Linked DNA regions of Mus musculus: region 2 is linked to region 1. The links are chromatin loops, found by intact Hi-C in ENCODE. Cell type or tissue: left cerebral cortex. All regions are shown on one strand. Links, peaks and the distances in the headings refer to the core of each region. The heading gives the core; the rest is flanking DNA. Region 1 has its middle 24 kb from the start of A930003A15Rik. Region 2 has its middle 18 kb from the start of Lamp3.

The links. Peaks named below come from ENCODE experiments on the same cell type or tissue, not always from the same donor. Only the 100,000 strongest peaks of a DNase experiment are listed, where the experiment ranks them.
Region 2: it touches region 1 in a loop (4-fold over the local background); 7 of 42 quality-filtered maps call a loop at or near these places.

What each region holds. Positions count from the first base shown.
Region 1 is chr16:19,900,048-19,916,921 of GRCm38, reverse strand. No RefSeq gene overlaps it. Among named protein-coding and RNA genes, the nearest start is that of A930003A15Rik, 24 kb to the right of the region's middle. In left cerebral cortex, for the core only: CTCF peaks have their summits at 8,414 (motif pointing left) and 9,583; a DNase peak (open chromatin) is centred at 9,593.
Region 2 is chr16:19,715,843-19,732,716 of GRCm38, reverse strand. It overlaps the pseudogene Gm17799. Among named protein-coding and RNA genes, the nearest start is that of Lamp3, 18 kb to the right of the region's middle. In left cerebral cortex, for the core only: a CTCF peak has its summit at 8,391 (motif pointing left); no DNase peak of the experiment used is centred there.

The sequences.
Region 1 (16,874 bases), core at 4,959-12,958:
GTAATAGTGTCGGGCCTTGGGACCTCCCCTTGAGCTGGATCCCACTTTGGGCCTGTCATTGGACCTTCTTTTTCGCAGGCTCCTTTCCATTTTCATCCCTGTAATTTTTTCAGACATAAACAATTATGGGTCAGAGGTGTGACTGTGGGATGGCAACCCCATTCCTCACTTGATGTCCTGTCTTCCTGCTGGAGGTGGGCTCTATAAGTTCCCTTTTCCTACTTTTGGACATTTCATCTAAGGTCCTTCCCTTTGATTCCTGGGAGTCTTTTACCTCCCAGGTCTCTGGTGCATTCTGGAGGGTCCCCCTAACCTCCTATTTCCTGAGGTTGCCTGTCTCCATTCTTTCTGCTGGCCCTCAGGGATTCAGTCCTTTTCCCTGACCTGATACCAGATCAGGTTCCCCTCTCCCCCTGTCAACCCCTCCCCCATCTACTTTCCCTCCCAGGTCCCTCCCTCCCCCTCCACTTGTGATGGCTTTCTTCTCTTTCCCAAGTGGGACTGAGGTGCCCTCACTTGGGCACTTCAACTTGTTGGCCTTTTTGAGTTCTGTGGACTGTATCTTGGGTATTCTGTAGTTTTTATTTATTTATTTTTTGGCTAATATCCACTTATCAGTGAGTACATATCATGCATGCCCTTTTGGGTCTGAGTTACCTCACTCAGGATGATATTTTCTAGTTCCATCTATTTGCCTGCAAAACTCAGGATGTCTTCGTTAACCCTGAGTGGAATACCTTATACCAATCAGAATGGCTAAGATCAAAACCTCAGGTGGCAACACATGTTGGAGAGAATGTGGAGAAAGAGAACACTCCTCCATTGGTGGTGGGATTACAAACTGGTACAATCATTCTGGAAATCAATCTGGATGTTCCTTAGAAAATTCTAAATAGATCTACTGTAGAACAAGCTGTATCACTCTTGGGAATTACCCAAAAGATGCCCCATCATGCCACAGGGGCATATGTTCCACTATGTTCATAGTGGCCTTATTTGTGATAACCAGAAGCTGGAAACAACCTAGATGTCCCAGGACAGAAGAATGGATACAGAAAATGTTCATTTACACAATGGAATACTACTACTCAGCTATTAAGAATGAGGTCATCAATTGACCTTTCAAATGCATTCACTGTAATATGTTCTGAGACCTTAGCACAACTGACTCCGTGATGGAAGTACCATCCAGGCCATTAATCTCAGGGAGTGGGCAGCACCATCTGCCAAAATGAAAACAAAGACCTAATCCATCAATGGCTACAGTCCTGGGAAAGCCTCTAAATTATTAACCTTGCTTTTTGGCTTCTGTAGTTCCTCTTCTGGGGAACTGTTCTTGTTAACTGAAGTGTGTCAACCTAAAATATGGTTTTTGTACTTAAAGGCTCGGAGAAAGGCTTAGGGGCTACACTAGGATCCCAAACACTCAGTGTAGTTACCAGCTGGCTAGTAAAGACTTCCTATTGGCTTAAACCCATGTCCAAGTAGTGTGCTGGTGGATACTCCACATCACTCTCCATAACAAGAAAAAATGTAACACCCCGGCAAACAGATACTTGAGGATTAAATAAAACAAAACTAAAACACACAGAAACAAAGCAACCACTTTGAACTTGAATAACAATTTAAAATAAGAGAACCAAAGGCATTTTGACATTGTCTCTTATGTTTGGTTTGTTTGTTTGGGTTTTCTTTCCTCTCCACCTCCTCCTTCTTTTTATTCCAAAGAAGCACAAAACAAAGCAAAACCCTCAGAGAGGCTCATATCAGCAACTTGCATCCAAAGTTTTGTAATCTAATCGAGAGAGAGAGAGAGAGAGAGAGAGAGAGAGAGAGAGAGGTGGGGGTGGGGGAAGGCAATGTACGACAGTTGTATAAATACTGGCTGTTGGGGAGAGGGGGCCCTAGAATATGCAGATCACAAACCAATGTTTCCATTTGTTTTGAAGTTATTCTCAGGAGTCTTCCTCAAGGGCAGCCAGAGTAACTGAAGACAGGAAGGAAGACACTCTAACCATCTGGAAAGGCAGAAATATGCACTTCATTTTGATACCTGGATGTAAAATCTGAAATTGCTGGTGCAGGATGGATGGATCGAAATGGTCATACTACTAGCTTCAACATCCATGCAAGTGGTCAGCTCTCCTGGTCTTAAAGTTTATTAAGCAAATACCACTCTACTCTGCAGTGCTCAGCATGTCTGCCCCACTTAAACCCTTCAGCCAGAGATACAGACTATACTTTAGCTTATCCTTCAGAAGTTCAAGGTCACACTGACCAAATGACCCAAGCCCCTGTTCAATTACTTCCTAGAGTATGTCAAAACTGTCAAAGACTTGATAAACCATGCATACCCCTGCACTCAGGAGGCTGAGCCAGAGGGTCTACAAAGTTTGAGTCCAACATGGAGTACATAGTAAGATCCTGTAAATAATGGAATCTATCTCTAGGGGGAGACACGTCCTTGTCTACTCCCTCAAGGGTTAATCCAATGGGCAGGTCAGGGATCTTCTATGAGCCTCTCCCAGGAAGGCAGGCTCACTTAATGAGCACAGTCCTTAGGAGCTAGGACAGCTCTATGAGCTGAGATAGCATAAGGTCCAGTTGAGTCTGCCTGCCCTTCTGAGGCTGTCTTTTGTCAGTGTATGTCTGAAATGCCTTCAGTTCTGTAAGATGGTCACGTCAGAGGTAGGCTCTTCAGGTCTCCTTTGTTAACCATCAAGAATAGAATTTTCAACAATTAAGCGTGTAGAGCCTGAAGTTTCTATCTTATTGAAAGATCTTGTGTCAATATAGTCATTTGGGTTATTAAGTTTTTAGGAATAGTCTTTGAGCAATAAAAAGAAAAACAGTCCTGAGACAAAGTCTATACCCATTTGGGAAGGCAATAAGAATAATACAGTAACCTGTTATGAAATGGGACAGAGAATGGGGGTTTGGGAAGTTCCCATACGGAAAAGAAAAGAGAGAGTAAAAAAGAACAAAGCATTAGTTTCAGAGTTTAAAAGAAGTCTTGAGCTCTGGTTAATATCTGAAAGAAAAAGTCAGGAGAGAAAAAACGGAAACAAGACTCTGAGTCAGACCTCAGAATGGCATTGGTGGATAACAGCTGTCCTGGGTGGTGTGGGAAGACTCAGAACAGCCTTTGAGCTTCTTGTACTATGAGGGTTTGTGCTTCAACAGAAAAATGGGCTCTAGTTATTCCTGAGAAGCTAGGCATTTCCTTTGAGGAGAGTTACAGGAGACACAGAAGTGAGTGCATATGTGAAACATTTTTGCCAGTGTGCTCTATAGAGCTTAGATTTCCCCATCCTGCAGAGAGCCACAAAAGTCTGTATATTAGGCACCTTAGATCATTCCCCTTGATTTCTACAAATCAGGTCCAGCTATTGCATAGTATTAAAGGTTAATATTTTCTTTGCCCAAACTTTTTTTTATCACCCATCCAGTTTGAGGCCAGTGAATATTGTAGTAAAATATTAGCCTCTTTTAAAAAAAAAAGGTTTTCAGGATCCAACTTATTCTAACTCTTGAGGCAATTTCATAGCAGCAAGACTAAGCACAAATCAGTGATGATTCTAAGGGCAGAGAGACAAGCTCTAGAGCCTTGGCAGTGGACTAAGGCAGCCATGTTTGAGTCAGGATTCTCTAGGGAACACAACCAATAGAATGAACTTACCATGTCAGATTTAAAACAGTAATAACAGCAGTCTTACATGTACCAAAATAAAGTGTACTATTCTGCCTTTCTCTAAAGTGTTATTTATAACCCACCAAAACCCAACTAATGCACCAGACAAGTAATTGTCTACCATCAGGAGTCACAACATATACCCGAAAAACAAGGCTGGAGGGTGTGGACTGTGCAAAGATGATGAGAGGAAAAAGCTGGTAAGGTGTGATTTAACCCCCACAGCAGCACTCCATTAGAAACAGATGGACATATCTGACTGCAGAGAAAAACACAAGTCTGACCTTAGACATGAGTTCTGTGGGTGAAATTCTATTCTTTCATAATGAAAATGTAGTAATAGGCATATCTGTTGAGTAATTTCCCAGAAACACAAGGCCAAGTGAGAAACAGGAAAAGGGAGTAGGGCAGGAGCAAGCAAATGTAGGGTCTGAGGTGTGGCTGTAGACAGTGATATGTGGTCCATCATCTCTAGATACTAGGTTTTAGTGGGCACAGATGCTGTATGCTTTCAGCTGCCAAAGTGCATCCTGGGAGACTGCTGCTGTCTTAGTTAGGGTTTCTGTTGCTGTGATGAAACACCATGAGTAGGTTGTCAAAAACAACTTGAGCAGGAAAGGGCTTATTTGGTTTACATTCCCGTGTTCGTCAGTGAAAAAAGTCAGGGCTAGAACTCAAACAGGGCAGGAACTACAGGCAGGAGCTGATGCAGAAGCTATGTAGGAATATTGCTTACTGACTTGCTCCTCGTGGCTTCCTCAGCCTGCTTTCTATTAGACCTCAGAACCAGCAGCCCAGGGATGGCACCACCACAATGGACATCTCCTACATCAATCACTAATTAAGAAAATGCCCTACAGGCTTGCCCATGGCGCAATCTAATGGAAGCATTTTCTTAATTGAAACTCTCCTCTCAGAAGCATCCAGCTCGTGTCCAGTTGACAGAAACCTAGCTATCACAGTTGCATTCTCATGACTGATTCACTGTGGAAACCCAGAGAAAAAGGCATGGTGTAGACATTGTCCTAAGTCCTAGGCAGACAGTGCACTAGGAAAATGTTGGTTGAGCCTTCGTGAAGTAGCGCACAGATAGTTACTGAGCACCTACTGTATGCCAGAGACAAGTGTAAGCACCAGGGTTCCACAAGAATGTAACATAGAACCCAACTGCTGTTAGGTCACAGGACCTTCAGCAGCCTTCCCTGTCACAGGCAACCTTCAGAGACATTGTCTGTGGATTCCTGGTTATCAGATTGCTAGGATAAACAGGGACTTTGACTGGCAAAGGTCTTGTTTCCACCCCTTCCCTGACTGGGAATCAGAGAGGCTTGACAAAAGGCTGGGAAACCACCTCACCCGCTGAAAAGTATTAAGAGATTCTCACTTCTCCACACGGGCCATGATTTCTTCTCTGCAGAGCTGTATCACGCTGTCTAACTCTGCTGCTGGGTCCTGAACTTTCCTTGGAGCTTCCACGATGCTGTTGTTTAGTCTGTCTCTGTCCATGGCATTAACAACTCTTCTAATAAACTCTTTACCCCAGCAATCTGTCTGAGTGTCGCTCTTGAACTTACATCTGAGACCTTTCAGGTTCCATCTGTGAACGAAGAAAGTTCCTGCTGTCTAGCTTCAGATAACCAAGTGGTATATACAGTATTGTGACAAATGTATTTGTTTAGTAGGGGAACATCATACCTATCACTTGAGATAGTATGAACAGAGACACCTTTGCTTGGACAGAGACTTGAGAGAAGGGAAAGGGTGAGGCCTTCAGCTTACAAGTCCAAGTTGGCTGCATTAATAGGTGGTTTTAGAAAATTGCCTCCAAAAAAAAAAAAAAAAAAAAAAAAACACTAAAGTTTTGTGAACTCAACAAACTTTGACCTCCTGAATCACTGATCTTGCTGATTCTGTGCTCTGGACACTCACATCCAGATGAGCTGTGGATGGCTCTTCAGAATGCTTGTCACCTGTCCTGGGTGTTTAGGGTAATCATCTCATATGACAGAAACATGCTGATCACTGCCCATAGAAATGGGAATAGATGTATTCAGACCACATGCATTCATTCCTTCTGAATCCTACTGGGATCAGGAACCAAAGCCCACACTTCTACAGTCAGTGACCTCCAGGAAGCCTAGATCCCACTCACTAAACTACAAATTATGTTTGACCCATTTTTATCTATGTTTCTGCATCCATTTATTCAATCATTGATGAAAAATATTTAAAACAAGCTGTATCTCTGTTAAACATGATGACTTTCTTTCTTATTATTATTCCCTAAAGAATGTAACAAATCAATTATATACATAGCATTTGTATTATGCCAGATATTAATTTAGACAAGATCAAAATATTTGATATATATATGAGTTATAGGCAAATATATTATTTTATATAAGGAACATCAGTGTTCTTGTATTGCAGCTATATAGGCACCTGATCCAAGTCCCACAGGTACTGAAGGGCAATACTAATGCAAATTCTTAGACATTAGGAATTAATTTATTTTAAAAACAGACACTGTATAGAGAATATCTTATGTCTGCATGCACGTGACACCTGTCAATAATAAATATAATGGCCTATGGCTTAGGCAGAAAATAGGAGGTGGAACATCCAGGAGGAGAAAGAATTTTAGGATAAAGCCAAGTGGGATATTTGGCTCAGAAGATGTGATGAGATGGGCACATGGTACCTGATCACAGGTAACTAGCCAAGTGGAAGATTGTAGGTTAAAATAATTGGGCTATTTTAGTTATGATCTAGTCAGAGTAGAGCCTAACTATATGGCCAAGGTATATGTAAACATATTTTGAGTTTGAGTCTTATTTCTGGGAGCATTAGGCTGGAAGGAAGAACTGGACTGAATCACTACAGGAAACAATATTTAGGTGTTAAAAATGTTATTTCCAAGTGACTTTAGAGAATGCATCTTCTTGGGAGGTGGGTTACAATCTTCAGTGCAAAACAAAGTCCTTAACATACTTCTGCCACTTTTGTTCTGCATACTTATGTAAAGAAGCGTTCCTGGCATTGGCAATTACAAAATAGTAAAAATTTTGTGTGCAGTAAAAGTGTTACCCCAGAAGGCTGCCTGCTGCATCAAGGGCTTCCAAGTTCCAGTGGCCACATCTTGAAAGCAGGGTAACATGAAGGCTTCTTTAGGCTTTCCCTTCATGACTCCATTTACCTGAGAACTCTATGACTGCAGACATATAGGTACATAAAATATGCATAAACCCAAACATTTATGAATAGAAAACAAAGTTTATTTTAAAGTTATTTAGTATACACATTTTACTATTTACTTAGGAGAAAAGCAAATTCAAACACTAATGAGGTAGATTCTTTTCTTTTCTTTTCTTTTCTTTTTTTTTTTTTTCTTGTTTTTGGTGGGGGACAGGGTTTCTCTGTGTAGCTCTGGTGATCCTGGAACTTACTCTGTAGATCAGGATGGCCCAGGATCCTCAGAGATCTGCCTGTCTCTGCCCACCAAGTTCTGGGATTTAAGGTGTGTACTACCACTATACAGCATGCTTGTTTATTTTTACATAAAGAATTAAACCTTGGGAGAATATTTGGCATAGCAGGGCACAGAGCATCTTTGATGTCTTTAGATTTGGCTGAAATTTTTTTTATTAGATATTTTCCTCATTTACATTTCCACTGCTATCCCAAAAGTCCCCCATACCCTCCCCCCCCTCCCCTACCCACCCACTCCCACTTTTTGGCCCTGGTGTTCCCCTGTACTGGGGCATATAAAGTTTGCAAGTCCAATGGGCCTCTCTTTGCAGTGATGGCCGACTAGGCCATCTTTTGATACATATGCAGCTAGAGTCAAGAGCTCCGGGGTACTGGTTAGTTCATAATGTTGTTCCACCTATAGGGTTGCAGATCTATTTAGCTCCTTGGGTACTTTCTCTAGCTCCTCCATTGGGGGCCTTGTGATCCATCCAATAACTGACTGTGAGCATCCACTTATGTGTTTGCTAGGCCCCGGCGTAGTCTCACAAGAGACAGCTATATCAGGGTCCTTTCAGCAAAATCTTGCTAGTGTATGCAATGGTGTCAGCGTTTGGAGGCTGATTATGGGATGGCTCCCTGGATATGGCAGTCTCTAGATGGTCCATCCTTTCTTCTCTGGCTGAAATTTTTATTAATTTGTAATTGTTAATGCCAAGGATGCTTCTTTACATAAATATGCAGAACAAAAGTGGCAGAAGTATGTTAAGGACTATTTTGAGATAGGGTCTCACTGTAACCATGACTGGTCTGGAACTCAACACGTAGACCATGATGGCCTTGAGTTGCACAGATCAGCCTGCCTTTGCCTCTCAAGTACTGAGACTACAAGCATATGCCACCATGCCTGGCTCAACTAACAGTTGCTGTTGTGGTGGTAGTGGTGCTGCTGCTGCTGGTGATGGTTATTTTTGTTGTTCTCTTTATGAAACTTAAGCAAACAACTCAAAGAGCAATCTTAGAAGTTAGGCGATCTAATGCAGCGCACTACGGAAGCTAAGCTTGACTATCTGACGCTCATGTGCTAAGGAATAGTGGAAGAAAAATGCTAAGTATTAGTTTGGCTGTGCTTGCATGCATCAGAAAGTGTTATGTATGTACCATGAAAACACTGCACAGAATGTTTTAGCTTGAATGCATTAAGAATAAACTTAGAGTCAGGAAGCTCCACCCACCACAGGACCTTAACTGAGGAGCTATGAACATTGTTGGCCCTCTGCTGGGCACGTTTGTACTCAGAGCTGAGGAATCTCAAGGAGTGTTTTCTGGTTCCGTGTGGCATGGTGGTGTGTGCCATAGCAGGACAAAGTGTGCATGTTATGTGCTTAGAAATGAAAACTGCAGTGTGGTTGCAGGACCAGCACTGTCAGAACACCTCTGATTCATTATGTTTTACCTTGATTTTTCTTGGTCATCTTGTGTCTAGAAACCTTTTACAATTGCCAGAATTTTACCTGTGGAGTCATAGCCCACAGGCTAAGAAGCTTACGATGATGAGGGTGCATGCCTGTAACTCTAGCACTTGGGAGGAGAGTGGAGGCACGTGGAATAGTTCCAGGTTCAGTTACAGGGAGTGAGGGGGGGCAGCCTGGGCTATATGAGACTGTTTCACAAGGTGACCACAACAAAACAACACAGAAGAATCTGGGTAATAGATTGTATGTAATATGTTTTGAATGAGAATTTTATGAGACCATTCTCAAAAGATGTTTAGCTCACTGCCCAATGTTGTAAATGTTCCAAACACATCAGAGGCTAGAACTGTCCTTATTTGACTAAAAGCTCCCAGGCCTGAGGACTTTCTTGTCAGTCTCTGTGTCTTCAGCATGCAGCACCCATCAGGGACCAAACTAAACACTCAACAAATATTGTTGCATCAGCATCTGCTGGGAATCGTGAGTAGTAAACTATAAAGTTCTATGAAACTGACACCCAGCAATTATCCCATTATTACTGAAAACTCTTTTGTATATGAGAAAAACATAGATTTCCATACTATATAATGTTTTGTAAATTCACAGGACAGTGTCCTATTCATACCATCTGGCCAGAAAGAGTGGGTAATGTTTTCTATACAAGCTCTGTCTGCAGTGCATCCTGACCCAGAAAACAGTTTTGACAAATGCCATCTTGTGTATCCATGTATGAACTCTGGGTGTGAATTGATGCTGCCTTGGTTGAGAAAACTGAAACACAGAGAGGTTGTAGCATGGAGATATTGTCCTGACCAAAAAGGCTTATTATTAACATGTGATATATGCAAAGCCATACGATATGTGTCAAATGAAAAGAAGGGCTGGAAATGACTTCAAATTGCACTTTCAGCCTTAGGATTTTCAGGCAGAAAGTAGGTTGCACTTTTAAACGTGCCCACCAGAGGGCCAATCATGTTCATAGCTCCTCAGTTATGGTCCTGTGATGGGTGGAGCTTCCTGACTCTAAGTTTAGTATTAATGCATTCAAGCTAAAACATTTTGGTGCCTCATGTGAGGAATTTATCACACTGTGTGAGGAATCCTTAATGACTTAGTTTAAGCATTTTTGAGCACCAGATGTGAGGAAAGAGTAGCCCTCCTTCATAGGAGCACATCTGGATGATCCTTTGTTGGGGATGCGAATTTTGGATGTTGCAGTTGCCAAAAGAGACAGAAGCTCTGAATCTCCCCAAGGATCCCACTTTGTCTGGCTAGAGTGGTGAAAGTTGACGAGATGAAGGGAAATTTGGGCATCTTAGGCTGGTCTGATCTGGTCAATCTTAGGAGCAGGGATCCATGCTCTATAAGTTCCCTTCCAGCCCTAACTCTCTTATTTACTTATTTCTCTTTCTTTATCAAGACCAGCCTGATTCTACTTCGAATCCTGTCACAAAGAAAGAGCTCAGCTTTCCCTAAAGTGGCTGCTTTTTCACTTTCTTTGTCCCCCAAATATCACAGGAAAGCACAACAGTTAAGAAAATTTCTTAAAGAAGTTGAAACAAAAACACTAAAGCAAACCTGCAAACTTTCATTTTTGGGAACACCATATATGCACAGTTCCTAAAGGGCCTCCTTTTCCAGTAGCCATTTTCATGGTGCAGGACAGCAGTCCTTTCACTTCCTGCTACATCAGTAAACAGATCTCTTCCTGCTCTTCCCTGAGGTTGCCTGGCTGGCCCATCTATAGCAATACGCTCAGATTTCACCTTAAAAATATTCTGGCTTTTCAATAATTTTGGATGCAAAGGATGGACATAATGCTTCTCTGATGATAAATATATAATGCTTAAAAAGTGCTTAGTTTTATTTATATAAACTTAAAAGCTTTAAAAATGTTTAACTATTGGAGATTCTTAAATAAGAAAATTTCAAAACTGATTCTTAGTTATCTGCTATCCCTCATGGAGCTTCCCAACAGGCTCACAGACCTTGCCACCACCAGGCCTTAAAATAAGTATCTGAGTGTGGTAGTTTGATGACAATGGCCTCCTTATATGTTTGAAGGCTTGGTTTCAAGTTAGCTGAACTGTTGGGAAGGATTGGGTGGTGTGGCCCAGTTTGAGGAGATGTGTCACTGGTGGTAGGCTTTGAGATTTCTAAAGCAATCACCAGGCTCAATCTTTCTCTGCTTCCTGGCTACAGATCAGGATGTAAGCTCGCAATTACTGATCTGGTGTCTTCCTGCCTGCCACTATGCTCCCACCACAATGATAATGGACTAACTCCCTGAAATTATAAGCAAGCCTCAAATTAAATGCTTTCTTCTATAAACTGCTTTGGTTATGGTGTCTCTTCATAAGCAGTAAATTGTAGGCACTAAAAAGAAAAAAAAAAAAGCTCCAATTCTAACAATAGCCCTAAGGGCTCAGGGTGTTTCAAATGTAAGAACCACAAGACCATTCCTTTCCTAGAGCAGATAGGCTTTTCACTAAGAGAAGTAAACTCATAAACAGCTTTTAATGAGAAAGTAAACTCAAAATTATCATGCTGTTGCTATTGAATTAAAAATTACTTTTTACTAGTTTGTTGCACTCTAATGATGAAAAGAAAATTACCTTTTCAGTAACTACTCTCAATGATCAAACACCTATGGGTTGATTAGGGTTTCTTGGGGCAGTGGTTCTCAACCTCCTTGACATTGCTGAAGGAATGGTTCTGATGCTAAGGTCCTGTTCCCCAATTGGTTCTTGATCTGTCAGTAAAAAAGTCATGGGACAATTGCTAGGTAGAAGGAATAGGCAGGACTTACAGGTCCCTGGAGGCAAGAGACAGATACAAGGGGGGGGGGGGGGAGAAGGGGAGAGGGGAGGGAAGGGGGGGAGAGTTCACCATGCTTCTGATGGAGAAAAGGTGACCAGTCATGTAAGATCTCAAATGGAGTAGCCACACAGGCTGCTCCTACAGGCAGGTGGTAAAGGGTGTTTAGCAGGCACTGGATACAACTGAGGTGTGGAGATAAGAATATTGATAATGGCACTCTTTCCCAGGCAGGAGATAAACAGCACCCAGCAATTGTGTCAAAGGCAAGTAGAAATTGAATAACTGTGTGTGTCTGTGTCCTTTATCTGTAAATTCAAGGGAAGCTGGATAGGGGCTGGTAGCATGGCCCTTTCCCAGATCTTAGGCAGGGCAGCAAAGCTACATGAAACAGATGGCACCCAATGTGGAAGTCGAGAATCCACTATTCATTTAGGAGTTCTCAGACTGATCACACACACAGTGATAAAGGTCTAGGAAGAGGGGAGAATTGTTTTCTTATTAAGCTGAGCAGAGTGAGTCATGTGATGGCTCCAGTGTGCAGGAAACTTAAACAAAGGAACACAGGGAAAGCCTTAGCTCACAGATCTTCTGCTGTGAAAAGACGCAGGATGACTGCTCTGAGGCAGAGAGCCAGACAGAAAAAACTGCCTGATTCCTACAAGCAGATAATCAAAATATAGGGATAAATAAAATTTAATTCCATTGTTTTTAAAGTAGAAGTGAGTATAATAGTAATTGTTTAGATGTTCTTAAGTATATAGAAATATTAAGCTCCACAGAAGGGAGAAGTAAGGGAGATTGAGTGAAAAAAATGCTTTAGAGAAGCATGGCCTATTCCTGGAGCTTAGGCAGGGTAGCAAAGCTACACACAACACATTGCCACCCTTCAAAACCTTATATTGTGGTGACCCCCTACCATAACGTTATTTTGAATGTCTTAGGACAAATACAAAAATACTTAAAAGATGCTTTCCTCTCTACCACCACTTGTTGCTTGGCTGCTGCAGGGTCAAGTGGTCAAACAGCACCTTCTTCACCAGAGGTAGGTGGAGTCTCAGTTTCTGTTCTTGTCAATCTCTCAGTTCCTATAGAGATGTCTTGTTTTTTCTTGGGTCACCTTCCAGATCAGAATAAAGAAAGGAACCAATCTGAAAAAGGCTTTTAGGATGGGGTTCATTACCACTAAAACCATTTGTCAAAGATTTTGGTCCAGCTATGCTTCCCATGAGGCATGTAGGTGGGGGTAGGGTAGGTTCCTGAGTCTATCCCAGGTCTTCTAGGGGCAGGGATGCTGCATGTCTGTGGAGCGCCTTTGACCTTAAGGTTCTAAGCTTCTGAGGCAAAGAAGCAGGGCCTGGGCTGTCAGAATAAAAAGTTTACATCATAGTAACAATCAGTACTAAGGTTTCACAAAAGAACTAAAAATAGCTGAGCATGGCTGCCCTGAACAGTCCCAGCATTGCAGAGCTCTATGGTCTACAGGTGAAGGAGATAACCCAGAGACCTTGTCTCAAAGTAGAACTCCTGTTATGAGCCAACTCTCTCACCCTTGCATAAACAGTGAAGACTAAGTGAACAGACCACAGAGGTACCTTTATATCTGTGCTCATGGCTGTACTAGGCACAACAGTGAGACATGGAGGTAGTCTAGTAGTCTATAAGTCCATCAATAGAATGAATACAGAAATGTGGCAAATATATAATGGAATGTTACTCAGCCATGAAGAGAAATGAAATCACAGTATTTTGCAGAAAAATTGAGGGAACTGGACATCATTATGTGGAGTGAAATAAGCCAAGCTCAGAAAGACAAATATTGCACATTTTCTCTCATATATGGAACTCAGAATAAAGTTATTGTGTACACATGCATGCTTGAATAGCATTTGTGTGAGCAAACTAGACAGAAGATGATGAGAAGGGAATGAAGAGATCTTAAGGATCTGGGGAACAGAGAGTTATGGGACATGAGTGACCTAAAAGCAGAAGGGGGTGCTGTCTGGGGCAGGGAGGCACTGACTGAGAAGGGGTACAGAGAAGGACACAGGGAGAAGGGGACATATAGAACAAAGTATAATGACACATACATGAAAATGGCATAATGAAACCTGTTTCCAATATTAACTTTAAAAATTAATAACCAAGATAAAATTCACAGACTACATGAAGCTCAATAAGAAGGAAGACCAAAGTGTGGGTGCTTCGGTCCTTCTTAGAAGGAGAACAAAATACTCACAGGAGCAAATATGGAGATAAAGTGTAGAGCAGAGACTGATGGAAAGGTCATCCAGAGACTGTCCCACCTGGGGATTCATACTATATACAGTTACCAAACCCAGACACTATTGTGGATGCCAAGAAGTACATGCTGAAAGGAGCCTGAGATGGCTGTCCCCTGAGAGGCCCTGCCAGAGCCTTACAAATACAGAGATGGATGCTTGCAGCCAACCATTGGACGGAGCATGGGGTCCCCAATAGAGGAATTAGAGAAAGGACTGAAGGTGTTGAAGGGGATTGCAACTCCACAGGAAGAACAACAGTATCAACCAATCAGTCCCCCAAGAGCTCCCAGGGACTAAGCCATCAACAAAGGAGTATACATGGCTCTAGCTGCACACTTTGCAGAGGATAGCTTTGTCATGCATCAATGGGAGGAGAGGTCCTTGGTCCTATGAAGGCTGGATAGATGTCCCAGTGTAGGGGAACTGAGGGCAGGGAGGTGGGAGTGGGTGGTTGGGTGGAGGAACACACTCATAGATACACGGGGAAGGAGGATGGGATAGAGGGTTTCTGCGGGGGTGGGGGTGGGAAAGGGGATAACATTTGAGATGCAAATAAAGAAAATATCCAATAAAATTAATGAAAAACATAAAGCATTTTTAAGAATGTAAGCAAATTATTTAAAAATTTTGCAAAAGCCCCAAATGAAAATTGCTAAACATTTTTAAAATTGAAAAAAAAGATAAAACATACAGGCTAACCATAGAACAGATACAGTGTAAACACAGCACAAAGGATTTAAGAAGGCATATCTGTAAAGACACTTAGTAAGCAAGGTGCTGACAGGATTGCTACTCTGGGCAAATCAGGGAGTGAGTGGGAGGTGAATGTGCAGGCCTAGAGCCTCTTGTACACTACTGGAGACCTTCTACATGTTGCACACATGGACATGCTAAAATATTATTATTTAACTTTTTATTTATTTTTTGTATGTGTGTACCCCAATTCCACTCATCTCCCTGTACCTTCATAATCATCCTCTTCCTTGCTACTTTCCCAGGAGAGAAAAAAAAACCCGTTTTGGTAGCTGTCCTGTGTCACAGTGTATCCCATCACACACCTTTTTGTTCTCACTTCTTTACTTGCAAATCTTCATTTCAATGAATCATGAGTCTGGTCCAAGAACTCAGCTGTCAGCTACTATCAACACTGGTTCTTCACCAGGAGTCCTTCAGATACCCTGCTGTTGCCTTGTGGCATGGAGCTTCTGCAGCTTTAGATCTGCAGGGCTAGTCTTTTCACACCCTCCAGCAGTTCAAAGATGGGGTAGGTGTTAGGGTGGGCCAACTCAAAGGCCTGGATCTGAACCTGAGCTGAGAGTTGAGGCCCACAGGTGTTCTTCACACCACCAGGGCGAGCTCTCCAGCACAGAGGTGGCTAGTTCACCCAACACTGCAGGAGTTAAGGGGCAGAACCAGCTCTCTTGCTCTCATGCCCTAGGGCCTGGCTGACCCTCAATCCAGGGTCAGCTCTACTGTGTTGCCCAGGCAAGATGCAGGGCCTGTTTTCTTGAAAGCTGCAGCTAGTGAGAGGGAAGCCAACTTTTCTGCTCTCATGACTGCCTGAGCTAACTCTTCTGCCTGCCACAGGTGGCAAGGCGTGATTGGTAGGGGTGGGCATTTCTCCCTTGCTCATGTCACCAAATGGCAGACAAGTGGAGGGACAGCATACTAAATTATTTTAAAATATTTTCTGTCTTTTGTGATAATTAGCTTTCATATGCTGTAAAAATTGTATTTTATAAACTTTGAATTAAAAAATGTTTGGAGAGATGCTGGATAAAGTTACATGTTCTATCTTTGTAATGAAAGAAGTTACGGAGGTAAGATTGTCCAATATTTGATGATAGTGCATTGCAAGTGGCTGGCCGCTTTGCTGTTCTTCCTGGATTGATCGTTTCAGGGGTGCATCAGACACTTCGTTGCCATTGGAGAAATTGGATTTTATTTTATTGTAGATATTTTGCATCACATGAAACATAATAAAATGATACATATTTTTAAAAAAAATGTTTGGACTCTTGTAATACTTGATAAGTTATTCTCCATGGGAGAATACATAAGGAGGGAGGAAGAGAAAGAAAGAACGAGCATGTTCAGGGAAAGAGAAAATGCAGAGAGGGAGAGGGAGGGATGGAGGGAGAGAGGGAGGGAAGGAGAAAGAGAGAGAGAGAATGCACCAAGTGTCTGGATTATATAGGAAAGAGCCTCTGGGAGAGGGGAAGCACAGCCCCTGGGCTGGAAAGTTTAGGGCAGAGGGCAGGGTCTGCCAGGTAATGACTGAGGATTGCTGGGAGAACCTAAAGGTCAGATCCACTTTGGTGTGTTAAATATGCACCTCCCACTCTTGTCCCATGTCTGCAACCTAACATCATTTAGTTTAAAATACAAATACACAAAAGTTACACAAAACTACTTTTTAAATATGCTATAAGCATTTTTTGTTTTGTTTTTACATTTTAGTTTTAAATGGTTTTGGTTAAAGCCTAATACATATAAATTGACCTTAGTTTACAGAAGGCTATGGCACATTTATGAGGTGGAGCCTTGCTGAAATAAAGTGCATCACTGAGGGTGACCCCACTTCCTGATAATGTAGTATGACAGATTAGCCTCATTCTTGTGCAGTCATGCCTTGTTTTCATGATGGATTTTTATCCCCTCTAGAATTGTAAGACAAAATATATTTGTCAGGGTATTTTATCATGACAACAGAAAAGAAAATAACACAGAAATTAGTCCTGGAAGTAGGGTCTTTGAGGCGATAAACCTGACTTTGGAATTGATTCATGAGAAGTTTGTGAAACAGTATGAAAATTTTGGTTTAAAAAACTCTTGAAATATGTGAACAGACCCTATTGGGTCTTTCTATTGGGAGCCAGAAATGTCCAGAGCATGGTGATTTGGTTCATGAGGTTTCAGAGGAGAGCAGGAGCTCTAACAGGAGCTGGGCTAGGGTCTATTCTAATTATATTCTTGCAATAAATCTGGCTGTGTTGTACTTATGTCCTGAGAAATTGCATAAAACTGAATTTTACAGTAATAGTTTGTTTGATGGTTGAAATTTCAAGATGCTATATCATTGAGTCTGTGGAAATGTTGCTGATCGCACTTACATAGACGTATAATGAGAAAGAGCAC
Region 2 (16,874 bases), core at 4,932-12,931, 180 kb after region 1:
TATTATTAAGACTATGATAAACACAGTTCATTTCTACCTTAAAATTTTAAAGTTTCAATTCTAAAGCTCTTTTTCAATGAGATGGAGGGATTTGGCTTTGCCTCAGTCTGACTTTGTAGATCCAAGAAAGCAAATGATAGTGTGTTTTTGTTTTTGTTTTGTTTTTCTATTCAGAATGATTCTCAGTTTCATGAGGTCATATTTATTAATTGTTGATCTTAGTGCCTGTGCTAGCACTATTCTCTTTTGTCAGGTTCAGTGTATGTGACCTGATGCTGAAGTCTTTGATGTCTTTAGAGTTGTGCATGGTCATAACTATGGATATCATCTGCTTGCATTCTTCCACATGCAGCCATCCAGTTGAACTAGCTTCATTTACTGAAGAGGCTATATTTTCCTTTTGAGCATATGTTTTTGACACTTTAAAAATCAGATGTCCATAGATGTGTGGATTTATATCTGGGTCCTCAATTCAGTTCCATTGATCATTGTATTTGTTTTTATGCCAATACCATGTTATTATTACTATAGCTCTGTAATACAATTTTAGGTTAGAGATACCTTCAGTGATTCTTTTGTTATGAGTTTTTTTAATATTTATTTATTTTTTTCTTTTTATTTTTTTTATTTTTTTTCCATTTTTTATTAGGTATTTAGCTCATTTACATTTCCAATGCTATACCAAAAGTCCCCCATACCCACCCACCCCCAATCCCCTACCCACCCACTCCCCCTTTTTGGCCCTGGCGTTCCCCTGTACTGGGGCATGTAAAGTTTGCGTGTCCAATGGGCCTCTCTTTCCAGTGATGTCCGACTAGGCCATCTTTTGATACATATGCAGCTAGAGTCAAGAGCTCCGGGGTACTGGTTAGTTCATAATGTTGTTCCGCCTATAGGGTTGCAGATCCCTTTAGCTCCTTGGGTACTTTCTCTAGCTCCTCCATTGGGAGCCCTGTGATCCATCCATTTAATATTTATTTATTTATTTTATTATATATAGGTATACTGTAGCTGTCTTCAGACACTCCAGAAGAGGGCATCAGATTTCGTTATGGATGGTTGTGAGCCACCATGTGGTTGCTGGGATTTGAACTCAGGACCTTTGGAAGAGCAGTCGGCGCTCTTAACCACTGAGCCATCTCACCAGCCCCAGTTTTTTGTTTTTTTAAACAATTCTTGGTGCTTTGTGTTTCTGTATGAAGAGGAAGTTTATCCTATCAATTTCATGCCATCTTCATAATAGAGATCCTTTGACTTCTTCTCTTACTATTTATATCCACTTGATCGTCAGTTGTCTTATTGCTCTAGCTAAGACTTAGAGTACTTGAAATAGATATGGAAAGAGTGAACAGCCTTGTTCCTGATTTTGCTAGAAATGCTTTAAGTTTCTTTCCATTTAAGTTGATGTTGGATACAGGCTTGTTGTAAATTGTCTTTATTTTGAGGTATGTCCCTTGTGTCTTTAGTCTGTTCAGGACTTTTATCATGAGAGGATGTGTTGGCTTTTGTTAAAGGCTTTTCTTGACTCTAATGAGAATGAGATGATCATGTTTTTGTTTTGCTTTCGGTTTGTTTATGTGGTGGATTACATTTACTGATTCTCATAGTTGAACTGCCATCACTACAGGTCTTGGGAATGAAGCCTACTTGATCGTGGTGGATGGTCCTTTTGATGTGTTCTTGAATTCTGTTTACAAGTATTTTGCTGAGAATTTTGTATCTGCATTCATAAGGTAAATTGGTTTGTAGTTCTTTTTCCTTGTTGGGTCTTTATGTGGTTTAGATATCAGGGTAACTGTGTCTTTGTAAAATGAATTGGGCAATGTTCCTTTTGTTTCTATTTTCTAAAATAATTTGTGAAGTATTAACACCAATTTTTTGAAAGTCCAGTAGAACTCTGTGCTAAGACCATCTTTCCCTGGGCTTTTATTGATTAGTAAACTTTTAATGATTGCTTCATTTCATTAGGGGCTATAGTTCTGTTTAAGTTGCTTACCTGATCTTGCTTTAATAGATGGTATATATCAAGAAGTTCCATTTCTTTTAGATTTCCAAATTTGGTGATGTGTAGGTTATTAAAGTATGTCCTTATGATTCTATTTCCTCAGTGTCTGTTGTTTTGTTACCTCTTCGTTTCTAATATTGTTAATTTGGATCTTCTCCACCCACTTTTCAGTTAATTTGAATAAGAGTTTGTCTTATTGTTTTTCTCAAAGAACCAGCTCTTTCTTGAATTGTTTCTTTGTAAATTTTGGTATGGTTCCTTTCTATTTTATTGTTTTCAGCCCCAAGATTTGTTATTTCTTGCCGTCTACTCCTTTAGGGCATTAATTTTTCTTTTTGTTATAAAGATTTCAGGTATACTGTTGAGTTACTAACATGAGATCTCTCTAATTTTTTAATGTAGGCACTTAATGCTATGAAGTTGCTCCTTGGAACTGCCTTAGTTGTGTCCAAAAGTCTGAGTATGTTCTGATTCCATTTTCATTCAATTCTAAAAGTTCTTAATTTTTTTTCTTGATCCATTTCTTCATGCAGTAGTGAGTTTTTCAGTTTTTATGAGTTTGTAAGCTCTTTGTTGTTTCTATTGTGGTAGATAGTCAGCTTTAATCTATGGATTTCAGATAGAATGCAGGATGTTAGTTTAATTTTCATATATCTGTTGAGACTTTCTTTGTGTCTGAATATATGGTCAATTTTGGAGAAAGCTGCTCAGAAGAAAGTATATTCTTCTGTGTTTTGGCTGAAATATCCTGTAAATATCTCTTAGGCCAATTTGGTTTATGATGTCAGCACCAGTATTTCTCTGTTTTGTCTTGTCTGGATAACCTGTCTATTGGTGGCAGTGAAATCTTGAAGTCATCCACTATCACTGTGTAAGGATCAATATGTGATGTTAGCTGTATTAAAGTTTCTTTTATGATCTTGAGTGTCCTTGTGTTTGGTGCAAAGATGTTAGAATTGGAATATCTTGTTGATAAAATTTTCCTTTGATCAATATATAGTGTCCTTCCCCATCTCTTTGTATTTGTTCTGCTTGAAGTCTAGTTTGATGACTACAAAAATGACTATGCCAGTTTTCTCTTGGAACAATTTACTTAAGAGTATCTTTTTACATACTTTTACCCTGAGGTGACATTTGTCCTTGATGATAAGCCATATTTCCTGGATACAGCAGACTGCACCTGTTTTCATATCCACTTTGCTAGTATGTGTCTCTTTATTGGTGTCTTGAGACTATTGATGTTGTGAATTATCAATGAGCAGTGTTTACTGATTGTTTTGCTGTTGAGATGTAGGGCTTTTTCCTGCCTCTTTTGACTTTCTGGTCTGAGATTATTATTATTCTTCCTTGTGTTTTCTTGGGTGTAATCAACAATTTCTGATTGAAATTTTTCTTCTTGTGCCTTCTGTAGAACTGGATTTGTAAACAGACATTACTTAAAGTTGGGTTTATCATGGAATGTCTTTTGCTTTCCATTTACTGTGATTGAAAGTTTTGATGGGTATAGCACTATGGACTGCCATCCGTAGTCTTTTAGAGTTTGTGGAACATCTGCCCAGGCTCTTCTGGCTTTTAGGGTCCCCACTGAAAAAAACACGTGTTATTCTAATATGGTCTGCCTGTATAGGTTAATTGGTCTTTTTCTTTTTCAGCTTTTTTCTTTGGTCTGTAAAGTTAGTGTTTCAATCCTTATGTTTCATAGAGATTTTTCTCCTGACTTAGTCTATTTGGTGTTCTTATTCTTCTTGTACGTTAATAAGCACCTTCTTTAGGTTAGGAAACTTTTCTTCTATGATATTGCTGAAAATATTTTTCTGGGCCTTTGATCTGAGCTGCTGCTGCTTCTCTTCCTCCACCGCCTCCTTCTCCCCTCCTCTTCCTCCTCCTCCTCCTCCTCTTCCTCCTCCTCCCCTCCTCCTCTTTTTGCTATTATTTGTAGATTCTGTATCTTCCCATTGTGCAGATTTCCTGGCTGTTTTGTGCCTGTGTGTTAAAACCATATATAACTTATTATATATAATTAAAATTGCCTACCTTTTTCCATGGGTAGTGGGTATCCATGGAGAGAGTGCCCAGGTTGTTGGTGACTAAAATGGAGGGATGCAGTGAGGAAGTAAGGTTGTGGGAGAAGTTTTGTTTAGTTCCCTGAGAATGGGAGCAGGGAGGAAGGAGAGGCCACAAAGCTGGAGATAAAACTGGGGAATTAGAATTGGAGGATGAACAGGAGTAAAGATTACTTACTTGTCAGTGTGCAAAAAAGGGATTAAGTGAGGAAAAAAGGCCGTGGGAGATTTGTTTAACCCATTTCCTCTTTTCTCCATTGTTTTTGTTAGATATTTTCTTCATTTACATTTCAAATGCTATCCCCAAAGTCCCCTATACAACCCCCCACCCTGCTCCCCAACCCACCCACTCCCACTTCCTGGCCCTAGCATTCCCCTGTACTGGGGCATATGATCTTTCCAATGGCCTCTCCTCCCAATTAGGCCATCCTCTGCTACATATGCAACTAGAGACACAGCTCTGGGGGGTACTGGTTAGTTCATATTGTTGATCCTCCTATAGGGTTGCTGTCCCCTTTACTTCCGTGGGTACTTTCTCTAGCTCCTTCTTTAGGGGCCTTGTGTTCCATCCAATAGATGACTGTGAGCATCCACTTCTGTATTTGCCAGGCACTGGCATAGCCTCACAAGAGACAGCTATATCAGGGTCCTGTCAGCAAAATCTTTCTGGCATATGCAATAGTTTCTGGGTTTGGAGGTTGTATATGGGATGGATCCCAGCATGGGGCAGTCTCTGGATGGTCCTTTCTTTCGACTCAGCTCTGAACTTTGTCTCTGTAACTCCTTCCATGGGTATTTTGTTCTCCATTCTAAGAAGGAACTAAGCCCACTCACAAAAGAATACACATGATATGCACTCACTGATAAGTGGATATTAACTCAGAAACTTAGACTACCCAAGATACAATTTGCAAAACACATGAAACTCAAGAAGAAGGAAGACCAAAATGTGGATACTTAACCTATTTCCTAATGTCAAAGCTAGTTGAGAGATTAATCCTCAGGGATTACTTGAGACTTGTGAAGAAACTTTGGTTCCTTAAGCCTTTTACCAACTGTGCCATCAGCTAGGCATGAGTCAAATACTTTTTGAGCATTTCATTTCCTTAAGAGGCATAGGGAGCATGTCTGTATTGACTCTCCTTTTATACTGGTTACAATCTGTCCTCTGAAATATTCATGGCCTCTCTAATCAAGGGTCCAGATGACTCATCAGAGCTGTAGGATCCTTTGAGAGATATCTTATAGCTCTCTGGAACCTAGTTGACTTATACATATGGGCCAACTCTTGACATCTATGCATGTGTTAGTATAGGTCTCTCTGTATGGTTATTGAGCACCCAGATGTCAATTATATTACCATTAAGGAACAACTCTTGCTTTTAAAATGTAGCTGTTGAATGCCACTGAGATAAAGCTTGACAGAGATCCTTTTTTTAAAAATAAAGCCTAATGTAAGACGTTGTTTCTTAATTAGTACCTGACACATTTAGTACAGAATAAAAACAATTATTTTGATAAAACATAAAACCTTTGTTCTGTAAGCAAATTAATTACATAGGGAAAGCTGGAAGTACAGGGCTAGGTTGCACTCTCAATCTGCAGACTTGGAATAGCAGAGCCTAGACGATCACCTTCAGATGAGAACAGCAATCTATGAAGATATGACTGTAACCTGGACCAGGGCTTTGCATGGCCTGAAAGCCTGTTTCTTTTCCAAGCAATAGGGATTTTCTTTTCCCTTAAGACCATATATAGAATCAGAGTGGAAACAATGATTTATCAAGTAACAGCTTGACTAAACCTTTTAAACTATTTATCCCTAAATTTTAGCCCTAGAATTTACCCCTAAAATTTTAGTTATATTATAAACTAGAAATAATTTGGAGTAGCTTAGAAGTCTCAATTAACATGTCCACTTATTCATAAGCCAATCACTGCCATATATATAGAAAGATAAGCACGTGTAAACATACTACCATGCATGTTGTGGTTTGGTTCTTTGTTACTGTGATAAGACACTGACCAAGAGCAACTCAAGAAGGAAAGAATTTATTTGGTCTTACAGGTTATAGTATATCATCATGGGAAGCCAAGTCAGGAATTCAGAGCAGAACAGAAATTGAGTCAGAGACCATGGGGACCACTGCTCACTAGAGAAAGCTCACTTTCTCTGGATGTTCATCTAGCATTTTTACACAGTCCAAGCCCATCTACAGAGGGATGCTACCGCTCACTATGGGATGGGCCCTGGGCCCTCCCTCATCATTTGAATCATGAAAATACCACACAGACATTCCCATAGGCCATGAAGACAGTCTCTCAATTGAAGGTCCCTCTTCCCAGGTGTGTTAGCCATGGAGATTAACCAGCATAATACACAACAAATAGATGTTTTAAAAAATACCAAAGAATTTGTATCATTTGCCAATTTATGCATGCAGAGAAGGAACCAAAAGCTTCCTTTTAAAATTAATACTTTCTTTCTCTTTAGCTTAGATTAGACAAGATAAGAATCCTGAGAAACTGGTTTTTGAAATACAACAGAACAAGTAGTTAGAAAATAGCTTTTGCCTTTTAATGATAAAAGCTAAAATTTATATCAAAATGTAATGCTCTAGTTATTATTATCTTAGGATTTAATAATAGCAGCCTCTGTCATATAAGGGTAATCCAAACTGCTTATAGGTGCTAATTTTTATTGTTGGTATGGTAGCTCCTAAATATCCACCATGAAAAGGAAATTAACAGAGGTAGTCAACAGACATATATGTCTATGATTTTGCATATATTATTGCCTTAATAAAAGGCTCATATTTAACATTTTATGTTAGGAGTATTTTTGAAGTCTTAAGCATTCAGGTGAGTAGTAGACATTGTTGGGAATTCATTGAAGATTCTAGTCCTCATGGCCCTGCATTACTGCCTGCGTCTGTCCCTTCTACAAATCTTTGGGTGATACCCAAAGTCACCCAGCCAGTGACACTTGCCATGTTCTCTACCAGGGATCACATAGCCATACTTTTTGAGTATGGATCTCCCCTAATTCTGCAGCTTCCACCTGCTCAGCTCGACCTCCCATCCTGTCTCCATTCCTATGGAACTTCATAGTGACATTAGCCCTGTTTCTCACCAGTGACCCTGTAGTCACTGGTAGAGAGAGGCATAGCAGCGTAGGCCCAGATGGGCTACCTGTGCTCCCTCCAGCTGCCCATGTCACATTCAACATTCAGGGTTTCCCTGGAACCCACATCCTGTGCCCACATCCAGTCTAGTGAATTTCTTGAATCCTATTATACTTGTGCCCCATTAGATTCAGCAGACATAGCCCAAGCTGCACCAAATAAAATATCCTATTTCCGTCTTGTCCCCCTGGGAGCATTTTAGTGCTCCATCCTGTGAGAGTTCGAGAGAGCAAATGAGAAGCAGAGCCTTGTTTTTTGTTTTTAGATTTTTTTATTTTTATTTCATGTGTATGTGTGAATGCCTGCAGGTATGTTTGTACACCACATACATGCAGTGCTTGAGAAGGCTGGAACAAGGCATTGAACCCTAGAACCAGAGCCACAGGCAGTTGTGAGCCACCATGTTAATTTTGGAGACTAGATGGGTCCTCTGAAAGATCAGCCAGTGCTCTTAACCCCTGAGTCATCTCTCCAGTCTCGCTTGAAAAGCAGGTTTGTCTCTTTATGCTTAAATTCCTTTATCATTTATTTTACATGATGGGATTAAACACAGCCTTGTAAGGATAAACATGCAGACGCTCTTAGCCTTTGTACCAAGTTCTCTGTTAGCATCTGACCCTCAGCCATAGTTATCCATCATCCTCTGGAAGACAAGAAGAGGAGCCCAGGCCTTAAGCGTGGCTTTAGAGAAGATCCTCTGCTACCAATGGAAATCGTGAACTTTGGTTGACATTCTGGGGTTGAACGTTAGGAATGTGCTTAGTTTAAAGGAATAGAAAAATATTGCTGGTTTTAAAAAGAAATGAACTAACCGGAGCTCTTGACTCTAGCTGCATATGTATCAAAAGATGGCCTAGTTGGCCATCACTGGAAAGAGAGGCCCATTGGACACGCAAACTTTATATGCCCCAGTACAGGGGAATGCCAGGGCCAAAAAGTGGGAATGGGTGGGTAGGGGAGTGCGGGGGAGGGCATGGGGGACTTTTGGGCTAGCATTGGAAATGTAATTGAGGAAAATACGTAATAATAATAATAATAATAATAATAAAAGAAATTAGTTCACTCATTTAACATCTTTGCCAATAAGAACTGTCAGCAGGATATACCATGGTTACATTCTGCCACCTAGTGGGTAATAAGAGAAAAGGCACAATTTTGTCTTCAAATTCTAATTTATCAAAAACATTTATTTTGTTAAGGCTACTTTATCTATCTATCTATCTATCTATCTATCTATCTATCTATCTATCTATCTATCTATCTATCTATCTATCTATCTATCTGGGGTGCAGCTAACTTTATTGATGGTATTCAAGAGAGTAGGGAGGGCTCCCTAGGCCCCTCCTGTTATTATGCGGGTCTGGGATGGAAACTGTGAGGGAGATGCTCAGTGTTGGGGGCAGAGTTGGGATAGGGACTCCTCAGCAACCGAGGGCCTCTCTTTTGCTCTCAGTGTCCTTGCTCGGGTGGGTGGTCCAGGGTTTCTTACTTCTTGGAGGCCATGTAGGCCATGAGATCTACCACCCTGTTGCTGTAGCCGTATTCATTGTCATGCCAGGAAATGAACTTTAAAAAGTTGTCATTGAGAGCAATGCCAGCCCCAGCATCAAAGGTGGAGGAGTGGGAGTTGCTGTTGAAGTCGCAGGAGACAACCTGGTCCTCAGTGTAGCCCAGGATGCCCTTCAGTGGGCCTTCAGATGCCTGCTTCACCACCTTCTTGATGTCATCATACTTGGTAGGTTTCTTCAGGCGGCTTGTCAGATCTACAACGGATACATTGCGGGTAGGAACACGGAAGGCCATGCCAGTGAGCTTCCCGTTCAGCTCTGGGATTACATTGCCCACTGCCTTGGCAGCACCAGTGGATGCAGGGATGATGTTCTGGGCAGCCCTTCGGCCATCACGGCCCATTAGCGGGATCTTGCTTCTAGAAGATGGTGATGGGCTTCCTGTTGATGACAAGCTTCCCATTCTCGGCCTTGACTGTGCCATCGTGGGTGGAGTCATATTGGAACATGTGGACCATGTAGTTGAGGTCAATGAAGGGGTCACTGGTGGCAACAATCTTCACTTTGCCAAGTGGAGAGCAGACAGCAGCCCTGGTAACCAGGCGTCCAATACAGCCAAATTCGTTCACACCGACCTCCACCATTTTGTTTACGGGAGGAGGCTGGCACTGCACAAGAAGATGCGGCATTAAGGCTACTTTAAATTTACTGACAGCTTTATTTGGTAAATTCTACTCAATATGTTTAATCAGAATTACACATTAGAACTATAAAATTATTAAAACTATATTCCCTAATCCATGCAGGGAACCATGTGGTGTGAACTACAGCATTTGTCTACGAAGGTCTGTGGTTCGCTTTTCCTCTTACCCAACCTCAATTAACAGTCTACTTATTTTGCCACACAGCCTGAAAGTGACTTCAAAACTCAGAGAACAACTCCTTTGCCAGCTGCTGGCTTTGAGGACAGTCATTCTCCACATATTGCAAGAATGTATCTGTCCTTTAAAAGTTTGCTGTTATCAATCAATCAATCAATCAATCAATCAAACAAAAACAAAACAAAAAACCCATAAACCACCAACCACCACCAACAACCTGTCAAACCTTTCCCCCACCACATATGGTGTGTGTGTGTGTGTGTGTGTGTGTGTGTGTTTGTGCGTGTGCATGTGTGCTCTAGTTTAAAACCATTTGATACTTTTATAACTGGTTTCATATATCCTGAGAGTATATGATGATGAGGCATGGCAAGTGAATTCTACCCCAAAATAAGTATGCTAACATACTGGAAAGACCAGAGTTGCCCAGAGCCTTGCTTCAGTTTTACTGTGGTGATTACTAGCCATGACCATCACAAGTACTATTTATTGAATTTCTATGATGAACAGGGATCTCATTTTTCTGAATTATAGCTAATCTTCTTACCAGCATTGTAAACTAGGAATTATTCTGATTTTAGAGATTTTTTTTTTAAAAAGAAGTTGTGTGGTCAAAGAGAATAAATGACATCTCTATTGAGTGGCAGTGAGACTCAAACCCAGATCTGCTGATTTTGAGCAGTAGATAGTGGCTGCCTCTCTGCTTACTTGCATCCGTTCTGGTGACTGAAAAGATCCTGACTGAGACTGTGTGCCTTCAGTGCTGCTAAAGCCTTTATACCCAAGACAGGGCAGTAGAGCCTATGTCAGTGAAGGCAGGAGAGGACTAAACATGTAGATGACTTAAGGTACAAGCAAAGGCAGATTAGGAACTAGCAGGGACGAGGCAAGGGAGGGACGGTTGTTCAGAGGTCAGGGCCCACTTACGGCCTTTGGCCTGATGATCAATAACTGTCATGGATTTGATGCCTACGAGCTACCCGCTTCTCCCTGTGTTCTGGTGCTTGGACTGCAGAGTGCTCTCCAAGATTTACAGGGCCTGAGAATCCTGGGCTTTCCAGGAGCCATGGTGCGACCAGGTGAATAGAGTATTGTCTCTGTATCAACATCCCTGGGAGGCTGAGGTCCAGAACATTTGGATGTTGAGATGTTGTGACTTCCCCAGCCCCACCTCCTGTATCATGTTTTCAGCTCTATTCTGTAGAATAGAACAGACCCTGTGGATGGGAAGGGACAGGATGAGACAGACAAGGGCATCACTGAGTGTAAGGGGAAATTCTGCCCTATATGTTTTCATTTTAATTTTGTTGACCTTTTATTTTCTATGTATACACTATGTTGAGATATAAAATGTGCACTTCTCAATGAAAACCTAGCTCTAAACCAGCTTGGGGTCCTATGGGTGTCCCATTTACCTCCACATTCACAGAGGAGGTGGAAGAGCAGCAGAGGCCACTGGCTTCCATTACTGAACATGGTAGTTTCTTTCACTGTCTCTGTCACAAGTGGCACAGACAGAGGGAAGTGGACCCTGAGTCTCAGTAGAGCTTGGAGGATCTGTCTTTTTTATAAGTTCAATATTTTTTATATTTTAGAGTGGACATGGCTAAGGTAAGCCCTGGAATAGTTGAGCTAAGTGCATGACAGCCCTCTGTTCTTTGCCCGGAGCTTCCCTCTGATCTCTCTCCTTTAGGGAGCCAGTAACAGCAAACAATGTTTCCATCTTGGGGCATCCCTGCCCCCAGGGCTCAGTCTTCTAAGTAGCCAGAATTCCTTAGGCCCGCATTTCTATAATTGCCTGCCAATTCTTCCCTCCTTAGTATGAGAGTCACCAAGGTGGACTTGCACCCTGTCTGTCAGCAGGTGGCTCTGTGGCCCCTGGTATCTCAACACTGTGTGTGCCTTTCTGGATCATAGAGGGTGGTGACAGAGGACAAGGCCCCTTGCAGACTTTACAGGAAGCCTGTTTTTTTCATCTTCACTGATGTTACTGACATCAGTAGGCACCAGTGTAGGACAATCACCTAAACATGTCTCATGTGGCATTTCCTATAAGGAGCAAACACGACTGAGCCAGGTCCCTCTGCTATCATCCCTCACCAATTTCTCAAGTGTGGATTGGCTATTTATAGGTTTAACAAGATCTCCAAACCCAAGTAACTTAAACCTACAATAGATGTTCACAGTTTTCAGTGGACAGCTAAGTAGTTCTGGGTGTCTTACTAGGGTCCAAGAAAGCAGCTAGCGAGCATTACTTGTTTCTGGAACTCCACTTCATCACATCCTGCAAATTGGCTGGAACTTGTCTTTCAGTTCCTGGGTTACCTCAGGTCCCATCCAACCCAGGGTGCAGAAAGCACTTTACATTTTTTTCTTTAAGATTATCTCTTTCACTTTTGAGATTATAATATAGTTACATCATCCCTTCTACCTTCTCCTCCTTCTAAATCTTCCTATATACCTTTCCTTGCTCTGTTTCAAATTCATCACCATGTTTTTCACTAACTGTTATTGTATGATTATGTATATCCATATATAAATATAAATATAACCTACTCAGTCTGTCTGTATAATGCTACTTGTGTATCTGCATTTCAGAGCTGACCATTTAGTACTGAATGACCAATTGGCTTGCTCTTCCCTGGAAAAGACTGTTTCTCCAGCTCCCAGCATTTCTTAGCTGTCTGTAGTTCTTTGTGTAGGGTTAGGAATCTCATAGGTCCTCTATCCACTTTAGCATGTCTATTGTTGTAGTGCTTGTTCAGTTTATTCTTAGGCAGTCATATTGGTGAGACTTTATGGGTGTAGCTTCTGACATTACCAGAAGACAGTTTCATAGCACATTTCCTGATCCCCATGGCTCTTAATCTTTCTGTTCTCTTCCACAAAGTTCCTTGAGTTTTAGGTGTAGCAGGTGTTTTGAAGATGTATCAGTTGGGACTGGGGTCCACAATTCTACATTCTTACTCGTTGTAATTTTCTCTAAGTCTCCATCTGTTGCGAAGAGAAGAGGATGAAAACTATATTCATCTGGGGGTATAAGGACAAATATTTAGAATATACTTAAGTAGTATGCTGGTTTAATAAAATGGCAGTGGTAGGTTTTCCCCTAAGATCTGTGATTTCAATAGCTCTGAGTAGTTGCCTAGGTTTCTGATACCAGGCACAATTTCCCTCTTGATGAGTGGTTCTTATATTCAGTTAGATGCTGGTTACTGCCAAGGAATGGGTATCACTATTGCAGCCTTAGGGTGTTATTTCAAGCTGGTTGTGGTGGTTCATAGGCATCAGAGTCCTATGAGTTGCTTTTGGTACCATGAGTTAGTTCTCAGGGAGGAGGCTTTCTAGTCAGTTTCAGTTCAGGAATCTCTGGCTTTGTGTCTGAGCACTATAGATCCTTCTTTAGGATAATCAATCATCCTGGGAGCCCCCCTTTTTTTTCTCAGATCAAACAGTGAGAAATGCCATCTCAATGAAAGATGGTATAGAAGTAAGAGATAGTGAGGCTGTATTCCTGAGACAGCATTGCTCCCCACACCCTGCTGTTGGGCAGTGGGACCATCTAAACTCCTACCATGGAGCCAATTCCTTACTTGGCTCCCTAAGGAAGCTGCTTATGCAGGTATCTTATCCCCATGGAAACCCTAGAAATGATGAAGAAGCAGAAACTATGGGAAAGGAGAAGTAACTTTCTTCTTGCCTTTCTCATGCCTTTCCTCATTGCCATCCTTCGTCAGCTGCCCCTCCCTCCTCAGCTTCTTTCTCTCTCTTTTCAGGATTCTCTCCCATTAATACCTAGACCAGTTAGGAAGCTGAGTTTTGCATGCCACCCTGCATCACCTTCTTGACAGTGCTGGGTTCTGGTTACAACTAAGGGATCCTGATAGGAAGGATCTCAGTGGCAAACATGGGCATCACCTAGTAGGCATTGTCTGGGTCAATGCATTCTCCTATTGCTACTATGAGAGTTCACTTTTGTCCCCATATCTCACTTAGTAGGTCTTTTCCTGTTGAATAACTTTTGTGAAACCAGTGGGTTCAAGTTCATTTTTCTGGAGAGGAGAAAAAGTACCAAATGTGATGAAAGAAAGGATATAGGAAAGATGGGTGCAGAAGACGAGAGAAAGCCTAGCTGCTGAATAGTCAGGCTAATGGATTTCTGACTTTCTTCTTGATGCTTCAGGGCCACCCACATCATGGAGAATTGCTTCAAGGTATTGTCTATCTCTCACACTGCTGTGTGTTGCAGAGGTGAAGACTTGTGTCCTGGTGCAGGTAGTGTCAGTGAGGGCAGGACACATGAAATACTGCCCTTGATTCATATGACAGATGGCCACCATCCCTGCCTGGGTATATGTTGTTCTCAGGAGAGGGAGGCAGCAGTGTGGACTTGGCCATGGGCACCTAAAGTGGAGAACAGACTCTGCATCTTACTCTGGGAACTGCAGCTGAGGGTGTTGACTCTCCTAAAGTACAATACTGAGAAGCTCAGGCAAGGGCTTGTTGACTGTGAGTTTTGTCATGTGGGGCCAGATAAATTGATGCTGAATCTAGGATATGCACTGTAGGGTGTTTAGTAGCAGTTTTAGCCTCTTTCCACTCCATAACATGTCTCCACATCTACTACCTACTTAAAAATTATGACAATCAAACTGCCTTTATACACTGCCAAATTTCTCTGGGATGGGCTGGAAGTCATTTAACACTCTCCCATTTATGCTTAGAACTTGAAGATCAGCCTTAGTCAGTGGTGATCTGATAGGATACATGGTATTACTTCAGTCTTCTCGTATCTGTTGAGGCCTCTTTTGTGAACAATTATACGGTCAATTTTGGGGAAGGTACTGTGAGGTACTGAGAAGAAGGTATATTCTTTTGCTTCAGGATAAAATGTTCTACAGATATCTGTTAAATCCATTTGGTTCATAACTTCTGTCAGTTTCACTGTGTGTCTCTATTTAGTTTCTGTTTCCATGATCCATCCATTGATGAGAGTGGGGTGTTGAAGTCTCCCACTATTATTGTATGAGGTGCAATGTGTGCTTTGAGTAAAGTTGTTTTTGTTTTTAGGTTTTGTTTGTTTGTTTGTTTTTTGTTTTTTAATGAATGTGGTTGCCCTTGCTTTAGGAGCATAGATATTCAGAATTGGGAGTTCATTCTGGTAGATTTTTCCTTTGATGAGTATGAAGTGTCCCTGCTTATCTTTTTTGATAACTTTAGGTTGACAGTCAATTTTATTCGGTATTAGATTGGCTATTCCAGCTTGTTTCTTGGGACAATTTTCTTTTTTTTTTTTTCCATTTTTTATTAGGTATTTAACTCATTTACAATTCCAATGCTATACCAAAAGTCCCCCATATCCACCCACCCCCACTCCCCTGCCCACCCACTCCCCCTTTTTGGCCCTGGTGTTCCCCTGTACTGGGGCATATAAAGTTTGCAAGTCCAATGGGCCTCTCTTTCCAGTGATGGCCGACTAGGCCATCTTTTGATATATATGCAGCTAGAGTCAAGAGCTCCAGGGTACTGGTTAGTTCATAATGTTGTTCCACCTATAGGGTTGCAGATCCCTTTAGCTCCTTGGCTACTTTCTCTAGCTCCTCCATTGGGAGCCCTATGATCCATCCATTAGCTGACTGTGAGCATCCACTTCTGTGTTTGCTAGGCCCCGGCATAGTCTCACAAGAGACAGCTACATCTGGGTCCTTTCAATAAAATCTTGCTAGTGTATGCAATGGTGTCAGCGTTTGGATGCTGATTATGGGGTGGATCCCTGGATATGGCAGTCTCTACATGGTCCATCCTTTCATCTCAGCTCCAAACTTTGGCTCTGTAACTCCTTCCATGGGTGTTTTGTTCCCAAATCTAAGGAGGGGCATAGTGTCCACACTTCAGTCTTCATTCTTCTTGAGTTTCATGTGTTTAACAAATTATATCTTATATCTTGGGTATCCTAGGTTTGGGGCTAATATCCACTTATCAGTGAATACATATTGTGTGAGTTTCTTTGTGAATGTGTTACCTCACTCAGGATGATGCCCTCCAGGTCCATCCATTTGGCTAGGAACTTCATAAATTCATTCTTTTTAATAGCTGAGTAGTACTCCATTGTGTAGATGTACCACATTTTCTGTATCCATTCCTCTGTTGAGGGGCATCTAGGTTCTTTCCAGCTTCTGGCTATTATAAATAAGGCTGCTATGAACATAGTGGAGCATGTGTCCTTCTTACCTGTTGGGGCATCTTCTGGATATATGCCCAGGAGAGGTATTGCTGGATCCTCCGGTAGTACTATGTCCAGTTTTCTGAGGAACCGCCAGACTGATTTCCAGAGTGGTTGTACAAGCCTGCACTCCCACCAACAATGGAGGACTGTTCCTCTTTTTCCACATCCACGCCAGCATCTGCTGTCACCTGAATTTTTGATCTTAGCCATTCTGACTGGTGTGAGGTGGAATCTCAGGGTTGTTTTGATTTGCATTTCCCTGATGATTAAGGATGTTGAACATTTTTTCAAGTGCTTCTCTGCCATTCGGTATTCCTCAGGTGAGAATTCTTTGTTCAGTTCTGAGCCCCATTTTTTAATGGGGTTATTTGATTTTCTGAAGTCCACCTTCTTGAGTTCTTTATATATGTTGGATATTAGTCCCCTATCTGATTTAGGATAGGTAAAGATCCTTTCCCAATCTGTTGGTGGTCTTTTTGTCTTATTGATGGTGTCTTTTGCCTTGCAGAAACTTTGGAGTTTCATTAGGTCCCATTTGTCAATTCTCGATCTTACAGCACAAGCCATTGCTGTTCTGTTCAGGAATTTTTCCCCTGTGCCCATATCTTCAAGGCTTTTCCCCACATTCTCCTCTATAAGTTTCAGTGTCTCTGGTTTTATGTGAAGTTCCTTGATCCACTTAGATTTGACCTTAGTACAAGGAGATAAGTATGGATCGATTCGCATTCTTCTACATGATAACAACCAGTTGTGCCAGCACCAATTGTTGAAAATGCTGTCTTTCTTCCACTGGATGGTTTTAGCTCCCTTGTCGAAGATCAAGTAACCATAGGTGTGTGGGTTCATTTCTGGGTCTTCAATTCTATTCCATTGGTCTACTTGTCTGTCTCTATACCAGTACCATGCAGTTTTTATCACAATTGCTCTGTAGTAAAGCTTTAGGTCTGGCATGGTGATTCCGCCAGAAGTTCTTTTATCCTTGAGAAGACTTTTTGCTATCCTAGGT